Linked DNA regions of Homo sapiens: region 2 is linked to region 1. Evidence: read pairs that join two places in POLR2A ChIA-PET (ENCODE). Cell type or tissue: GM12878. All regions are shown on one strand. Links, peaks and the distances in the headings refer to the core of each region. The heading gives the core; the rest is flanking DNA.

Region 1 (9,373 bases), core at 2,436-6,435:
GTACTCAAGTGATTCTCCTGCCTCAGCCTCCCAAGTAGCTGGGACTATAGGCACTCATCACCAAGCCTGGTTAATTTTTTTTTTTTTGGTAGTAGAGACAAGGTCTCATATTGTGGCCCAGGCTGGTCTTGAACTCCTGGCTTCAAGCTATTCTCCCCACTCGGCTTCCCAAAGTACTGGGATTACAGGCATAAGTCACCTTGCCTGGCCTTTCACTTTTATTTTAGGTAAACTGCCTTTAAAATACCCTCTTAGAAACCATCTTCCTTGCTACAGAAGAGAGAAAGCACCCCGTGGCTTTTCCTCAAAGGAAGATCACTGGGGGGGCTGAGCGCGGTGGCTCATGCCTGTTATCCCAGCATTTTGGGAGGCCGAAGCGAGCGGATCACCTGAGGTCAGGAGTTTGAGACCATCCTGGCCAACATAGTGAAACCTCGTCTCTACTAAAACTACAAAAATTAGTCGGGTGTGATGGCACGTGCCTGTAGTCCCAACTACGCGGGAGGCTGAGGCAGGAGAATCGCTTGAACCTGGGAGGCAGAGGTTGTATTGAGGTGAGATCACACCACTGCACTCCAGCCTGGCAACAGGGTGAGACTCCATCTCAAAAAAATAAAATAAAATAACCGAGTATGCACAATTCAACTGTAATAGATACTATCAATTTACCCTCCAAAGTGACCATACCAATTTATACCCCCACCAGCCTTGCTAAAAGTATTCTAAGATATTAATTTTGTGGTTAATAAAATATCCACTGAGACTTCTGAAAAAACTTCATATTCAACTCATGTACTTACCCATAGGTTCCTTAATAACACCATAATAATCTGGTGCATCATTAGGGTCTACTGGTTCAAGGAAAGGCCGGGACATCTTATGGGCCTATAATGAAAAAGTAGGCATTCTTATTGTCAGTGAAAACACTAATTCCATTTAAGATTCCCAGTTGAGTCACTACATCAATGAACCCAAAAGTCAGTTTTAAATGCGATACATGAAATACTTTACATTAGGTGATTTCTGCTCTAGTAATAAGTTACCTAAGATGAGCTTCCTTTGCAATAATGGTACTCAAAGCCTGGTCGGAAGACCTTGGTGTGGTGAAGGGGTGGGTTGCCCCTCCACACCTGTGGGTGTTTCTCGTTAAGTGGAACGAGAGACTTGGAAAAGAAAAAGACACAAAGTATAGAGAAAGAAATAAGGGGGCCCAGGGTACCTGCATTCAGCATATGGAGGATGCTGCCGGCCTCTGAGTTCCCTTTGTATTTATTGATCATTCTTGGGTGTTTCTCGGAGAGGGGGATGTGGCAGGGTCATGGGATAATAGTGGAGAGAAGGTCAGCAGATAAACACGTGAACAAAGGTCTCTGCATCATAGAAAAGATAAAGAATTAAGTGCTGTGCTTTAGATACACATACACATAAACATCTCAATGCCTTACAAAGCAGTATTGCTGCCCGCATGTCCCACCTCCAGCCTTAAGGCGGTTTTTCCCTATCTCAGTAGATGGAACAGACAATTGGGTTTTTTACCGAGACATTCCATTGCCCAGGGCCGGGCAGGAGACAGATGCCTTCCTCTTGTCTCAACTGCAAAGAGGCATTCCTTCCTCTTATACTAATCCTCCTCAGCACAGACCCTTTAAGGGTGTCGGGCTGGGGGACGGTCAGGTCTTTCCCTTCCCATGAGGCCATATTTCAGACTATCACATGGGGAGAAACCTTGGACAATACCTGGCTTTCCTAGGCAGAGGTCCCTGCGGCCTTCCACAGTGGTTGTGTCCCTGGGCACTTGAGATTAGGGAGTGGTGATGACTCTTAAGGAGCATGCTGCCTTCAAGCATCTGTTTAACAAAGCACATCTTGCACAGCCCTTAATTCATTTAACCCTGAGTTGACACAGCACATGTCTCAGAGAGCACGGGGTTGGGGGTAAGGTTATAAATTAACAGCATCTCAAGGCAGAAGAATTTTTCTTAGTACAGAACAAAATGGAGTCTCCTATGTCTACTTCTTTCTACACAGACACAGTAACAATCTGATCTCTCTTTCTTTTCCCCACAGTGTGGGGGGTGGAACACAAGTTTAGAAGTCACAAAAGCAGTATTCTGGGCCCTACATGGTGAGCTGTCACTGAGTGATGCTGGCATTGCAACTGCTTCTGTAAACAGGTGGGATGGGTTCAAAGTGTGGAATCATTACCACAGCTGATTAATGATGAGGTGGCAGAGATGTGATGTTAGATAACATTCAACCACACATTGAGACTACGATTCCCTTTTTAGTTTCTTCAATTCTTGTGATTATGATAAAAATAGGAGAAAGTTTCAATCCAATGCACTATATCCTTTTATTTCCCCCCATTGTTTTGAGACAGGGTCTCGCTCTGTCATCCAGGCTGGAGTGGAGTGGCACGATCATAGCTCACTGTAGCCTCCTGTGCTCAAGTGATCCTCTCACCTCAGCCTCCCGAGTAGCTGGATAAACAAGTGCGTGCCAACATGCCCAGCTAATTTTTTATTTTTATTTTTTGTAGAGATGGGGTCTCACTTTGTTGCCCAGATTGGTCTCTAACTAAGTGACTCAAGTGATCCTCCTGCCTTGGCCTCCCAAAGTGCTGGGATTATAGGGGTGAGCAACCACACTGGCCTTCTATGTCTTCAATACATCTGTATCACTTGCTAATCCTGCAAACCATACCTATCCTGTTTTTCTTTTCTTTCCTTTTTTTTTTTTTGAGACAGAGTCTCGCACTGTCACCCGAGCTGGAGTGCCATGGCTCTATCTTGGCTCACTGCAACCTCTGCTTCCTGTGTTCAAGCGATTCTCCTGCCTCAGCCTCCCTAGTAGCTGGGATTACAGGCTCACGCCACCACACCCGGCTAGTTTTTTGTATTTTTAGTAGAGATGGGGTTTCACCATGTTGGCCAGTCTGGTCTCAAACTCCTGACCTCATGATTTGCCCACCTCAGCCCCCCAAAGTGCTGGGATTACAGGTGTGAGCCCCCGTACCCAGCCCCCTTTCTGTCTTTCATAAGGAAAATAATAACTATAATCTAATCATACTGTTTCTCAATCCATGGGAGTGAGAGGAAGTTTCTTTAAAAATAAAATGTATAAAGAAGTGAGTCACGTTAGATTATCTGAGTGTTAGATAAGCTGAGGTGGTGTGGGGATATGATAAAGCTCATGACACTGGTATGTGAAGGACTGAAGTTTGTCAAGCCCTTCACTAGACTAGCTGAGAGTCAGTAAATAATCACTCTAAGATTGGAAACTTGAAATCCTAACATTGGAAACTTGAAATCCTAGAAATGCTTCCAAAATTATGCCGGCTGATTTCATTTTCAAATGCTGCACACAGAGGGGCTCTCATCTGTAAGGAACGGAGCACCCTCTTCAACTCCTCATCATCCTTCTCTGTTAGTGGTGTGAGCACTGTCATGGCATCCTCTGTTGACTGGCACTGTGGACAGACATACTCATCAATGAGCTCTGCCTCACTTTGCAAGATGCCAATGCAGCACCCATGGTACCAATTCTGACACCGATCACGGCCAATAAAAAATCTGCAAGATCTGAAATGGAAATGTGAGTTCAAAACAGATGGGATGATGTTACTTATAATAAAGCATGCACCTGAAAATTTGCTAAACCCTGGGATATAAAATAGTTTTAGTATTATGGTTTTAATACTTTCAAGATCGACATTCCAGTACATTAATTTAGTATTTTTGATGTTAAGAACAAGCAGTAAAAAAATTTATAAGAACACTGTAATTTTGGAGAACCAATTTAAAGATAAATATGAAACATTCAATTGATTTTAAAGCTGAAAACAAGTCACAAATCTTTCAACTAGTACTGTACCATATGGGAGTTCAAAATCCTGTAAGGTAATAACAGAGTCTCAAAGCTTATACCCAAATTAGTGTTTTTCTAACCTGCAATAAAGCACCATTTCAAACACTGATAAAGTCCAAACAAGTCAGGCTATTTTAATCTCATTAATTTCTATGTTACATATTGAAGAATCAAATCTACCATTAAACCACATTTTCCCCAATGTGTCTCAAACATTCACTATGAAGCAAGATAAATTTTGAAGGGTAGGTAAAAAGGGAAAAAGAGAAAAAAAAAATGAAAAGGAATTTGTAACGTAAGTGTATAACAAATGTAGAAAAAATCTGCTTTTTATTTTAAAGTAAATAAGTAACCAGTCAGAGCAATTTGGCTTCCTAAATTATTAAATGTGATGCTCTTATCAGAACTCACTGTGACTCATCATAAGGTGTTCTGCAGATACAGTACAATTCCTCACTGCTGCCCTCTTGTGCCTGTTTACAATCATTACAGATGTACACATCCATTTTCTTAGCCTCCTTTTCTGCGATGCCAACACATTCTCCATAATACCAGTTAGTACAAAGATCACAGCCAATATAGAACCTAAAAGTATTCACAATGAAAATGACAATGTAGTTGTCGTTTTGAGCTGCATGGTACTTAAATCTGTCTTCCCTGCCTTGCTTCATTTTTTTACAGTGTAACTTCCTGCTATGAGTCAGCTAAACATTCCTGAATCCAACCATTCTACCCCTGGCAAACTCCAGTATCTGATGCTCTATCACATGTGGAAACATAAAGTCACTCACATCAGTTTCAACAAGTACACTGCTTAGTGAAATATGGGTCTTTAAAAACATACTGGAATTTGAAAAAAGAAACAACACATTGATGGTAATGTCTTCCTCTGAATGAATGTGTGTAAAACTGTAACAAGCACAAAAACCAAAGCCAAAGAATCAAAGACTTACATCTGTCAAACCTATTCCACAGAAGCCATTTCAATATCAGGGCTATTTCTTAGATAGGTTTAAAAATGTATCTCACAATTTAAATTTGAAAACAAAGCAAAGCGCAAACACCAAGTAGAAGTTACACTACAAGGACCATGCAGGTCAGCCAGGTGTAGAAGATAAATGGTCAAAATATGCTATGAAGAAGAAAACTAAGAAAGGTACATAGAGCAATTCAATCTCTACCAGGTTTTCTGAATAAACATTGGAATTTAATCGAATTTAAAATAATTTCTCATAATGGAATATGGCATGGGCCAGTTTTTCAGTTAATATAATGTTTGTGACAATGTGGGCAGCGGCCTGGCTAATTAACGGGTAGGGAACATGGAAGGAGCTGCTTCAGTTCAACATCTGGGACATGGTATGGGGAAGGATGCAAAGATAGTTATCCAGAATCTGTCTACACTGCTTGGCAGGGTCTACACTGCCTGGCAAGGCGGAGCTGTGTAAGTGTGTGATTGTGGAGTGCACAGTGGCCTCTGTAATAAAAGACCTAATGACAAAAGAAAAAGTAAATGTAACAAACGCTTATACAGTGTGTCTACAAGTGTTGATAGGCACAGTGTAGGAACATCATGTCAAAGTCATAGTGAGAATTACCATGAATCACAGGGAACCAGGCTGGCCTTGCTGATACCATTGGCACTCCTAGCTCTACCAAGGCATTTCTTGGTAGATTCACCTAGAGGAATGGAAGTCGTCCTCAAGCTTCAAATTGACCTGCTTCATGAATGTGAAGGAATAATATACGGTTATGTAGTTTATCCTGTTACCACTAACTTTTTTCTTTTTTCTTTTGTCTCGCTGTATAACCCAGGCTGCAGGGCAGGGGCAGGATCACGGCCCCCTGCAGCCTGGACCTCCCAGGCTCACATGATCCTCCCACCTCAGCCTCCCGAGTAGCTGGGACTACAGACGTGCACCACCAGGCCAGGCTTTTTTTTTTTTTTTTTTTTTTTTTTTGACAGAGCCTTGCTCTATCACCCAGGCTGGAGTACAGTGGCATGATCTCGGCTCACTGCAACCTCTGTCTCCTGGCTTCAAGCAATTCTCTTGCCTCAGCTTCCCAAGTAGCTGGGATTACAGGTGTGTGCCACCACATCTGGCTAATTTTTGCATTTTTGGTTGTGCCACGTTGGCCAGGCTGGTCTCAAACTCCTGACTTCAGGCAATCCACCTGCCTTTGCCTCCCAAAGTCCTGAGATTACAGGTGTGAGCCACAGGGCCCAGCCTCTTTTCATATTTTTAAAAAAAAAGTTTTAACGAGCAGTGAGGACGACCAGAGGTCACTTTCGTCACCATCTTGGTTTTGGTCGGCTTCTTTACTGCATCTTGTTTTTTCTTTTTTTTTTTAAGACTGGGTCTCACTCTGTCACCCAGGTTAGAGTGTAGTGGCACAATCTCGGCTCAGTGTACCCTGCACCTCCCAGGCTCAAGTGATCCTCCCACCTCAGCCTCCCAAGTAACTAGGACCACAGGCACGTGCCACCAAGCTCAGCTAATTTTTTGTATTTTTGTTAGAGACAGGGTTTCACCATGTTTGCCAGGCTGGCCTTGAACTCCTGACCTCAGGTGACCCACCTCAGCCTCCCAAAGTGCTGGGATTACAAGCGTGAGTCTCTGTGTCTGGCCAACATACTATTGTCTCAATATGCATTTTGCCATACTTTTTAAGTGCATCTCTTCTGCTATCCTGTAGTACAACTTACTCTTGGAAATGATCAAAGCAAACTATATTACCCTAGGGACAAACCCATTGTGATTGGCATCCACGAACAAACTTGGTGTAAAGAAATCATATCTACGACCAAGAGGATTTCTTTCTCATTTGGAGATAAGAGTTTCACTTTGTCACCCTGCCTGGACTGCAGTGACATAAACACGGCTTGCTATAGCCTTGACCTGCCAGGCTCAAGTGATCCTCCTGACTTAACCCCTCAAGTAGCTACAGGTGCTCACCACCATGCCCAGCTACTTTTTTTTTTTGTAGAGATGGAGTCTTGCTGTGTTGCCCAGGTAACTTACCTCCTGAGCTCAAGTGATCCGCCTGCCTTTGCCTCCCAAAGTGCTGGGATGACAGTTATGAGCCACCTGTACCCAGCCATAAGAATATTTCTTAAAATCTGACTTAAAATTTTTTTAAAAATTCTTTTAGAGATAGGGTTTCACCATGTTGGCTAGGCTGGTCTCGAACTCCCGACCTCAGGTGGTCTGCCCACCTTGGCCTCCCAAAGTGCTTGGATTACAAGTGTGAGCCACTGTGCCCAGCCAAAATCTGACACATTTATAAATTTCTACAATAATTTTAAATACCAAAAATATTCCCAAAACGTTTCATCATGATTATTTTTCTTCCCAAATCTTATAGTCTCTCAGAAAAATAACTTAGCCCACGTTTCCTTTAAAGAGTTTTTAATTTTTTTAATGAAGGGCCGAATTAATTTTATTTTTCCTTCTTTAAAAAAATTCGTCCAGCACAGTGGCTCACACCTGTAATCCCAGCAGTTTGGGAGGCCGAGGGCGGAAGATCACTTGCGTCCAGGAGCTCAAGACCAGCCTGGACACATGGTGAAACCCCATCTCTACTAAAAAATACAAAAATGAGCCAGGTGTGGTGACGCATGCCTGTAGTGCCAACTACTTGGAAGGCTGAGGTTGGAGGCTCCCTTAAGCCTGAGAGGTGAAGACTTCAGTGAGCTGTGATGGCACCACTGTGCTCCAATGTAGATGACAAAGTGAGACCCTGTTAAAACAAAACAAAACAAAACTTTTTTTTGGAGATAGGGCCTCACTTGATCGCCCCGGCTAGAGTACAGTGGTGCTATCATGGCTCACTGCAGGGTCGACCTCCTGGGGTCAAGCAGTCCCCTGGCCTCAGCCTCGCCAAGTAGCTGAGACTACAGGTGTGCATCACAACACCCAGCAAATTCCTTTTTGTAGAAACAGGGTTTTGCCATGTTGCCCAGGCTGGTCTCAAAATCCTGGCCTCAAGTGATCCACCCACCTCAGCCTTTTAGAATGCTGGGATTACAGGCTGTGAGCCACAACTCTCTTGGCCTATAAATGATAATTTAAGTGAATCTCTGAAGCTACAGTTTTTTGTTTCGACATGGAGTCTCGCTCTGTCGTGCAGTGGCATGATCTCGGCTCACTGCAACCTCCGCCTTCTGGGTTCAAGTGATTCTCCTCCCTCAGCCTCCCAAGCAGCTGGGATTACAGGTGCCTGCCACCATGCCTGGCTAATTTTTGCATTTTTAGTACAGACGGGGTTTCGCCCTGTTAGCCAGGCTGGTCTCGATCTCCTGACCTCAAGTGATCCTTTCACCTCAGCCTCCCAAAGTGCTGGGATTATAGGCATGAGCCATTTCGCCCAGCCTCTGAAGCTATAGTTTTATAGATTCTAAAGCAGAGACTTCATATAGCTGTCTATGAAAAGCCAAAAACAAACAAAAAACCCACAGAAAAACCTGATTCCCCACGCCAAAATTTCAAGGATTTGCCTAAAGGTAAGGTCCATCTGTACCTGAAATAAAGTTTGCTGTGCCTCTTTTTTTGCAGGGTCACCCAGCCCTATGCACCAATTATACTAGTAACAATCATTACATGAGTACCTCAGGAAGCTTTTAAATATATCACAAATATTTTACCAAATAAACCTGAATGGCCCTGGTTTAATGAAACTGTTTCTCTGTCTATAGACTATCTAGTCTTATAAAGTCAAAAGAGAAGCAATGTGACAAATTATTCAACAGCCCTTCTCTATTTATAGAGAGAGACTGAACTTCTTCCTTGGTTAGAAAGAAAACCTTGAGTTTCATTTCCTAGTTCATATATTTTTATAACATCGTGGGACAGATTTTGGGAAAACCAAGATGGTATAGCGGGCGCACACTTTGATCCTCCCTCTCCCTTCAAGAACATACAAGTGAGAGTAAAATATAAAAAAGAGAAATTGAAAAGACATAGTCATGCTTAAATAAGTTACAACAATCTCAACGGAACAGACACAAAACTGTGAGCAGGACTAAAACTGCAGGCCTTCTAGACTCCAGATGCAGAAGGAGGAAGTGGTGGCTGAACACTAACAGTATGAGTTTCTCGGGGATAAGGGAGGCTAACATGCTGTGTGTGAGGCAGTGATAAGCGCTGGCTCCCTGCTGGAAGTTAAGGGTTGACTGGGCTACACTGGGCTTCAGGAGAGAAGAAAACAACACTCCTCTCACTCAAAATAAGCTTGCAAAATTCAAATGTTTGAAAATGAAAATGTGTAATATGAAAAAAAGATAACCAGGGCCCATACGGTGGCTCATGCCTATAATCCCAGCACTTTGGGAAGTCAAGGAAGGAAGATCACTTGCTTGAGCCCAGGAGTTTGAGACCAGCCTGGGCAACATGGCAAAACCTTGTCTCTACAAAAAAACAATGACAACAACAATAACAACAAAAAACACCCCAAAATTAGCCAGAGATGGTGGCAGGGCACGCGCCTGTAGTCCCAGCTACTTGGG
Region 2 (9,373 bases), core at 1,813-5,812, 230 kb before region 1:
CACTTCTTTCAAGACCAGCTATACACAGCACCCCCTCCAGGACTTTCTTGACTGAGTCCTCCCCACTTATCCCTGTTATTTATGCTCTAAATATTTTGTACAAAATAACTCTTTCGTCCCCAAATTATCCTGCCTTTGCTTTTGATTCTGGTACTTTTACACACGAAGGTCATGTCTGTCCAATTAAAATGTAAATTTCTCAGAAACACAGGCTAAGTCTCTATTTAGTTTCTCCCATGGTGCTGTACACAAAGCTGTCCCGGATAACTGAGTGCCAGATGAGCTCTCACCCAGACTGGAGATCCAAAGCCGCTGGACGATCCATTGCAGAACATCACTTCCTGAAAAACAAGAGACATTTGCGGTTATTGTCATAGCCTCCTGACACATCCCCGCTCCTCCACGCTGTTGCCTGACTGGTCTCCTTCCCGTTCAGCTGCGATTTCATTCCTCTTCGCTCAGAACCTTCAGAAACCCCCACCTCATCATGCTCAGTCCCAGCTCTGCAGCCTGTAATTCAAGGCTATCCATGATCTGACTCCAGCAGATGTGCAACTTAACACCGCACGCACCCCCAGCCCACACATACATACACACACGCTTCATCTTTACATCTCTTGTTGTATTGATCTTTTACCTGACGATAACTTGTACATGGTCTGTTATTCACTAACTGGATAGTAAATAGGCTAAGTCTAAACACACACACACACACATACACACACACAAAACAGACCCGAGGCAAGCTGTTTGCAGGGCTCTGGACCAAGCTGGGACTCTGGGAGTAAAACAGAGACAGGGATGAGAAGAGGACAGGCTGAGGGCTGGGGCCGGCTCTCCAACTCCCCAAGTTCCCAGGCAGAACTCCGAGGAGTCAGAAACTTCTAAACTTGAACCTGGCCTTCCATGACATTGTGAAGGTACTTTTGTCAGGGTAGGAGGTTGGGACCTATCCTAGTTGATTTATAACTTTAGATGATGGAATGAAGGCTCCATGTGTACTCTCGCCCCAGGCCCTGCAAATCTTAGGGGCTGGCTTGGGAACAACACACAAAAAAACATGAAAAAATGGCATGAAAAACAGCAGGAGAGGCGGGCTCAGAGGCCAGGAGAGAATGTGCACCCGTACACCCGTCCCACCCACCTGCTCCCCTCAAGGATTCAGATTTATCTAAGGGTCAAGGCAAGCCAAGTTCCACCAACAAGCCCAGAGCTGCCGTACGACCCCACAGAAGCTCTGAGCCCCTTCCCTCAGCCTGGGCCCTCTCACCTCACAAGCAGAAGGTACAGCTCGTAGGCACAAGGTAATAGCATCTCAGAAGATAGACAAGGTGCCCTGGAACGAAGCACCGCATCACAGATACCATCGTGCAGATGCCAATGGTCACATTTTCCAGCAATCTTAGCCTGCTTTCCAAAGGCCAAGCTGGAAGCCTGTCTGCATGGAAACAGGCCCACATAACACATCAAAGAAGAGGGCCAGGATTGAGACTCCACTCCCTGTGTTCTTATGTCTGGATAATTGCCAATGATACTTCCCTCCTCGGAGGCGGTGCAGGGACATTTCTTCTTATGACCCATATACACGCTCTCTGGGCGTAATTGCCTGCCTACGACCATGGCTGGGTGTAGACAACCTGTAATTCTTCCCTTCATGCCCACACCCTAGGACACAAATGTCCAGCCATGATCTCTGTCAGTGTCCACATGCACACTGTCATGGCTTTCCATGGTTCTCCCTCTGTTGCTCTTAGCATCATTCACTCCTGGATGGCTGTTCAAAAGCAAAATCCTTCATCTAAACTCCTAGGACTGGGTGTTTAGACTTTCCACACCAAGTCTCTCTCTTTAAATGCTACACAGTGGTGCGCAGGCAGAGAGACAGACCTAGGCAGACATCAGACTGATTAGCTCTCTCCACCGAGGAGCCGAGGGCTTTCTCATCCACTTGACTGCCTCCCGAAATAGATCAAATGAGATTATGGTGCCACCAGCATCTGTACCACGCGGTCTACGTTGACAGCCTGGCAGGCTGCTCAGCCTCCCGCATCAGCCACCTTTGTCCCGAGGAAGCCCTGGGACGCCTGCCGTCCAAGAAGTTAAATAATTTTTTTTTATCGGTGCTGTTGTTGCAGGACCAGGGCTTCTCCCTGTGTTGTTTCTACAGCAGCTGGAATTCACCTGTGCAGGAGGAACAAGGAAGCCATGGCAGGATGGGCGACCTCGCCCAAATCCAGGAACCAAGTGTGCCCCGTGTGCAGGGAAGGAAAGCAGCTGGTGCACAACTGACAGTAGATAAGAATATGGACTCTGGGCTGGGCGCGGTGGCTCATGCCTGTAATCCCGGCACTTTGGGAGGCCGAGGCGGGTGGATCACCTGAGGTCAGGAGTTCGAGATCAGCCTGACCAACATAGTGAAATCTCATCTCTACTAAAAATACAAAAATTAGTTGGATGTGGTGGTGGGTGCCTGTAATCCTAGCTACTCCGGAGCTGAGGCATGAGAATCGCTTGAACCCAGGAGGCAGAAGCTGCAATGAGCCAAGATAGTGCCACTGCACTCCAGCCTGAGCAACAGAGAAAGACCCTGTCTCAAAAAAAAGTATAAGTAAAAATAAAATATATATATGGACTCTGGAGTCACATTGCTGGGCTGAAATTCAAGCTCACTCATGAAATGAGCTTAAGGACATGAAGGCAAGTTGCTGAAACTCTTTGGTCTCCATAACCCCATGTGCAAAAAGTGGGCAGTCATATCTACCCTTAACTTTATTGTGAGTGTTAACAGACAATGTGTGGGAAAGCACTAGCTACCACCACCATCCAGCACCCACTGCATACTCAGCACCTGCACAGAACTCTCTCACTTCCTTCCTGCACTCGTTCCCTTAGGGAGGGATTGCCATTCTTGCATTAAAAATGAGAAAACTGGCCAGCTGTGGAGTCTCAAGCTGGTAATCCCAGCACTTTGGAAAACCGAGGCAGGAGGATCACTTGAGCCCAGGAGGTCAAGGCTGCAGTGAGCCATAATTTTATGACTGCACTCCAGCCTGGGAGACAGCATGAGACCCTGTCTCAAAACAAACAAACAAAACAAAACAAACAAACAAAAACAATGGAGAAAGTAAACTGAGACCAGGGCTACAGCTAGAAAAGACACCTGAAGGATTTAATCCTTCACTCTCCACACAAGGACAGACAATAAGTGACTCATGCATTCAATAAACTTTTACTAACCATCTGTTACAAACACAGCTCTGAGAAGCATTGGGATTACCCAGATGAGCAAGACAAGGTACTTTCCCTTAAAGGGCCCCAGTCCAGTAGAGAATTCAGGCCAAAATTAATGACAGTCAAAGGCAGGGAGGGGGACAGGGTCAGGGATGCCTTCAGGAAGAATTGCCCCAGCTGCATCTGAGGTGATGGGGGACACAAAGGCACCCTGAAAAGTCTGCCCCCTGTTTCCACTCTTTGGGTGCCCAGAGCTACGCTGGTTCTTGGCCTTTCCAAAGTCTGGCTTGTCAGTGTTTCCTTTTCCTCCATGAGCTGCTCTATAGCATTTCAATTACTTCCCCTTTTGCTCCAACAAAAGAGTGGGTCTTCTGTTGCTTGCATGCAAGGAAACCTGAGTGACACATTGCTGGTGGGGGCATCCTTTCTTCTAAGCAGTCAGAAAGGGAAAGGGGAAGCTGTGAGCCAGCTTGTCTCTGCAAAGACTAGGGCACCTTGAGTGAAAAATAAATAGTCAGGTCAGGGGTGGCATAGAGAGGGAGGCCTCACATTGAGCACAGCCGTGGTGAGGCCCGGGCTTGGGCTATGAGAAGCTGTCTGCTTCTGCAGGCAATACGCCTAAGTATGAAACATTGTCTTTACTGCAAAATCAAGATCAGAAAACAGGTAACACATTAACCAAAATGCTCTCTTAATATTGGCGTCCAGCCCTTCTTGCCAATATCCCCAAATGATGCTCTGTAGGCACCTCACCCCCACACACAGAGAGGAGACAGTGGCACCACTCCCACAGGGCAGTTGAGAAGGGCCTGAAATGAATTAGAAGGTAAACGGTGGAGCAAAACAAAGGCCAACTTTTTTCTGCTAAATAGTATTTTTTTTTCTGCTACTTGGTTTCATTAAAACAAAGCAAACAAAACAACAAAACAAAAAATGACAGTGAAGGTTTCTAAAATGACCTTCTGGGAGGAATGGCTTCAAGAAATGACCTGTTGAGTCCTTTTCTCCCTCCTGACCCCTTCCTCAGAGGAAGACTTTAGTCCAGGAGTCAGCAAATGTACTCTGTAGAGCGCTAGATAGTAAATAAACATTTCAGCTTTGTGGGAGTCTTGTTCTGTCACCCAGGCTGGAGTGCAGTGGTGCGATCTTGGCTCACTGCAAACTCCGCCTCCCGGGTTCAAGTGATTCTCATGCCTCAGCCTCCCGAGTAGCTGGGATTACAGGCATGCACCACCATGCCTGGCTAATTTTTGTATTTTTAGAAGAGATGGGGTTTCACCATGTTGGTCAGGCCGGTCTCGAACTCCCGACCTCAGGTGATCCACCTGCCTCGGCCTCCCAAAGTGCTGGGATTGTAGGTGTAAGCCACTGTGCCTGGCCACAACTATATATTTTAACTCTGCCATTGTAGTGTAAGAGCAGCCATAGACAATACATAAATGAGTGAACATGGATATGTTCCAATAAAACTTTATTTAGAAATAAAGCTTTGTTTTGTTTTGTTTTGTTTTGTTTGAGACGGAGTCTCGCTCTGTCGCCCAGGCTGGAGTGCAATGGCGCAATCTCTGCTCACTGAAAGCTCTGCCTCCCAGGTTCAGGCCATTCTCCTGCCTCATCCTCCCGAGTAGCTGGGACTATAGGCACCTGCCACCATGCCCAGCTAATTTTTTGTATTTTAATAGAGACAAGGTTTCACCGTGTTAGCCAGGATGGTCTTGATCTCCTGACCTTGTGATCCACCCGCCTCGGCCTCCCAAAGTGCTGGGATTACAGGCGTGAGCCACTGCACCTGGCCAAAAATAAAGTTTTTTACAAACACAGGAGGTGGGCCGTATTGGGCCTGTGGGGTCTATTCCAGGCCAAGACTAAAGTGCAAGCTACATCACCTGTCATGGCATGAGGAACGCTGGTGACCAGGACCCTCTGGTTCTGCATTCGGACCCCTGTCTCTGGGTTCTGCATGTCCTTCACGAGCGCTTCAATCTGCAAGACAGAACAGGAAAAAGCCGACTGACGAGAACAATTTTGAAAGTTGTGCAGGGCAATTTCCACTGCACTGAGAGGGACCTCAAAATGCAAAGGTGGACACAGGGGTTCCCCATCTGGTACAGGAGCCAGGTGGGCACTGAGTGACTCTAATGCAACCAGGACTAAGGTGTGCTCCACAGACACAGATCCCATCCCTGCATGTGAAGACTCGCAGATTCATCCTGACTGGGAGATTCTGGGGTGGCTTTTAAGGAAAGATGGAGCTTAACAAGAAAGGATTTTGCTGAACAGAAAGTGATAGAACACCATGGGCAAAGGCATGGAAGGATGACAGCTCCCAGGGTTAGTGGAACAGAAAACAGCAGGAGTTGCAGCTGGAAAAGCCAGTGGAGGCCAGACCACATGGACCTCAAAGCCACCCCTGCAGTGTGGATTTTATTCCAGTGACTGTTCCTAGAGAGCGTTCTGGAAATTTGGCCCATGACAGAGAGAAGAACACTGAAGTGTGAAGAAGTTTGCAGAGGTAGAAAAAAGTGCAGTGACCTATTCAAAGCTATTGCATACAGCCCAGGTGAGAAACGACAGTGACCAGGCACAGTGGCTCACGCCTGTAATCCCAAAATCTGGGAGGCAGAGGCGGGAGGATCGCTTAAACCCAGGAGTTTCTGACCTGCCTGGGCAACATAGTGAGACCCTGCCTCTACGAAAAACTTAAAAATTATCTGGGCGTGGTGGTACATGCCTGTAGTTCCCAGCTGCTTGGGAGGCTGAGGCAGGAGGATCACTTGAGCCCAGGAGTTCCAGGCTACAGTGAGCTATGATCGCACCACTGCACTCAGCCTGGGTGACAGAGCGAGACCCTGTCTCTTTTTAAAAAAGAAAAGAAATGACAGCGTTTCAACCCTTAACACTCCCACTCTTTGTATTCTCAGCAGAGCAGCCAGATGGGCTTTCCATTATTTTAGAATATGTCACTCTTCTGCGTGGCTGTTCCACTGCAAGGACCACTTGACTCCAAGTAAATGATAAAGTTCCCCTACTGGTCTACATGTTCGGGACCCCCTTCCTCTCTGACTTCTTTCTTACCCACTCCCCACCGGCTCCCTCTGATCCAGCCACACTGGCCACCTTCCTTCCCCCAGCCATACCAAGGACACTCCCAGCCAGCCTTGGGCGGGTCCCATGTTCTGGCTCTTCCCTCTACCTGGGCCAGTCTTCGCAAGAGACCAACTTGGCTCCCTCCTCACCTTCTTCCCCTTCTGATGGTCTCAGGAGGCCCACCCTGACCATTCCTAAAGCTGCAACCCTGAACTCCACCCTTGGCACTCCTGACGCCCTGCTCCGTTTCTCAAGAGCATGTGTGGTCTTCAAACATACAAAATAATTGACCTAGTTAATACATTGTCGGTGGTGCATCTCCCCTAGCTCCTGGAAAGCAAGCTCTTCCTGGGGGTCTTTTTCTGTTGTTGTTTGCTGCTGGATGTCAAGTGTCAGGAAGCATGCCTGCCACATAGATAGTACCCAGTAAGCAAGTGATGTGTGAATTAATAAATAAATGAGGCAGTGGCCAGGAAGATGGTAAGGAGGCATGACTTTCAGAGCCCTGGAAGAGCGAAAATAAACTGCATTTGCAAGTGATTGAAAGGTTCACTAAGGGTGACACAGAATAATGCCAAGGTTTATAACTTATAAGACCAGAGTTACCAGTTACCAAACTAGAAAATGCAAAGAAGAAGCCACTTCTGGAAGCAAAGGTGTCTGCCTTGGAAGGTCGACTGTAAGGGGCTTCTGAGATTCCCACAATGTCTGGGAGGTGATTGGAAATGACTGCCCCAGGTTCAGAAGAGACAGGGTCAGAGATATGAATTAGAGCCATGAATGTCAGGGAGAGTTGAAGCTAAAGAGAATCAACAAACTGTCCAAGGAAGCCTGCACTGCAGGAAGGCAGCCACAGGGACAGCCCTGACTATCTTTAGAGTTGTTTTTTTCATTTTTATTATTAAAAATTATTTCCCACTTGAAAAAATCAAATGGAAATAATATCAGCTGAAGGACTCTTTTTTTTTTTTTTTGGGACAGGTCTTCCTCTGTCGCCCAGGCTGGAATGCAGTGGCACGATCTTGGCTCACTGCAACCGCCACTTCCTGGGCTCAAGCAATTGTCCTACCTCGGCCTCCCGAGTAGCTGGGATTACAGACACATGACACCATGCTCAGTCAATTTTTGTATTTTTAGTAGAGACAGGGTTTTGCCATGTTGGCCACGCTGGTCTCAAACTCCTGACCTCAAGTGATCCACCTGCCTCAGCCTCCCAAAGTGCTGGCATTATAGGCATGAGCCACCACACCTGGCGTGAAGGATTTTTTTTTAAACAAACTGGATGTTTGACACTAGTCAACAAAGATGACTAGAGAAAACCCAGGTGTTTCTCTTGTTATTCGCTGTTTGCTACTGATCTTGACAAAGCTTCATGTGCAGAGGTTTCAAACTTCATGTTCCCCTGGAAAAGCCCTCACTAACGGGAAAGCTGTCCACTCCCCCTGCCCCAGATGTGCTTGCCAATGGTCAGCTGGTCATTCGACATCCAGGCACAGTCATGATCAACTCTGGGAAACCAGAGAGAAGCTGTGGTCCCTGAGCCCAAAGATCTAACTGACCAGTGCAAAGATATTCTAGGACAATGCAGAACATGCAATGACAAGGGTGAGTCTATGGTGTCATGTGAACACAGCAGTGCCTAGAGCTGGGCAGGAGAGAAGGACTCCTCCTAGGTTTATTTTTATTTTTATTTTTTTAGACTGAGTTTCTCTCTGTTGCTCAGGCTGGAGTGCAGTGGCATGATCTCAGCTCACTGCAATCTCCGCCTCCCGAGTTCAAATGATTCTCTTGCCTCAGCCTCCCAAGTAGCTGGGATTACAGGTGCCCGCCACCACGCCCAGCTAATTTTTGTATTTTTAGTAGAAACAGGGTTTTACCATGTTGGCCAGGCTGGTCTCGAACTCCTGACCTCAAATGATCCACCCGCTTCAGCCTCCCAAAGTGCTGGGATTACAGGCATAAGCCACTGCACCCAGCCTCCTAGGTTGAATTTTACAAAGATTAGCAAGGAGTAGGAAGCAGAAAGAGAAAAGGAGCATGGGTGAGGGTGTTCTAGGTGGAAGGGCCACAGAAGCAGAAGCACAGAACATGAACCAGCAGCGGGAAACAAAGCCCTTTCCTGCCTTCACCTGGCCCAGGGCTCTCTCCTGAGGTCTGGGCTGCTGCGTGCAGCTGGACATCAACGTGGATGGCTGCTCTCACACCAAGTCTGTCCACATTCCCGCCATTACCCAAAGTAAAACATCTCATCCATTTACCTGCTTCCCCTCCATTTAGCCACCTTGCTTACACCATCATTAGTCTTCTGGCACTGAATTAAACAACATCTCCCAACACTGTCTGGCTCATTACAATTTACAAAATCCTTTCATGATCTGAAGGTGCTTGCTTGCAGTCCAAAGAAAAAGCACTCAGTCTCCATGGGACTTTCTTTCTCTATTAACTGTAGGATCTTGGGCAACTCACTTAACCTCTCTGAATCTCCTTTCTCTCCATAAAATGGGGACCATGATGTGGACTACTAAAGAATTCTATAATCTCTTAGAATTTAATTAATTTGTGACTTTATAATCCCTTAGAATTTAATTATGTAAAATGCTCTATAAGGAGAGATATATGTTATGTATGCATGAAGATATATGCTTTATCAGGAGAGACATATGTTCACTATTATGGTTAGAATTATTAATATTAGTAGCATTCATACTAATACATTTTGAAACTTTGCATGCAGGGTTGTGTTTAGGTGCCCAGGAATAGAAACCCAGGTCAACAAACCAAATAAGTATAGGTATTTATTGAGCATGTATTAAGAACCCTGCACTGCAAGGATACAAGGTAAAAGACATACACCCAGTCTTCAGAAAGTTGAGCAGACAGTTACATGAAAATGAAAAGTTAACTAATATGAAAGCTAGGAGTCTGAATGCAGAGAAAGTTCAGTTTCACATCTCTGCTCCAATTTAGAAGCTAGAGGCTTTTGGTAAATTGCTAAATTTCACTAGGACTCATTTATCTGTAAAATAGAACTTGCAATAGCATCAGGCCCGGTGCG

The links. Peaks named below come from ENCODE experiments on the same cell type or tissue, not always from the same donor. Only the 100,000 strongest peaks of a DNase experiment are listed, where the experiment ranks them.
Region 2: POLR2A ChIA-PET joins it to region 1 with 7 read pairs; 3 of 35 experiments call an interaction of 5 or more read pairs at or near these places.

Annotation. Positions count from the first base shown.
Region 1 is chr17:64,922,715-64,932,087 of GRCh38, reverse strand. No RefSeq gene overlaps it. Among named protein-coding and RNA genes, the nearest start is that of LRRC37A3, 7.9 kb to the right of the region's middle. RefSeq lists a silencer at 2,003-2,297. In GM12878, for the core only: a CTCF peak has its summit at 4,370 (motif pointing left); a DNase peak (open chromatin) is centred at 4,347.
Region 2 is chr17:65,149,263-65,158,635 of GRCh38, reverse strand. It overlaps RGS9 (regulator of G protein signaling 9), which reads right to left. Exons shown (of 19, transcript NM_003835.4): 2 at 5,118-5,214; 3 at 291-341. Among named protein-coding and RNA genes, the nearest start is that of RGS9, 17 kb to the right of the region's middle. RefSeq lists an enhancer at 3,201-3,360. In GM12878, for the core only: no CTCF peak of the experiment used is centred there; DNase peaks (open chromatin) are centred at 3,273 and 3,583; H3K4me3 peaks cover 310 bases; H3K27ac peaks cover 1,630 bases.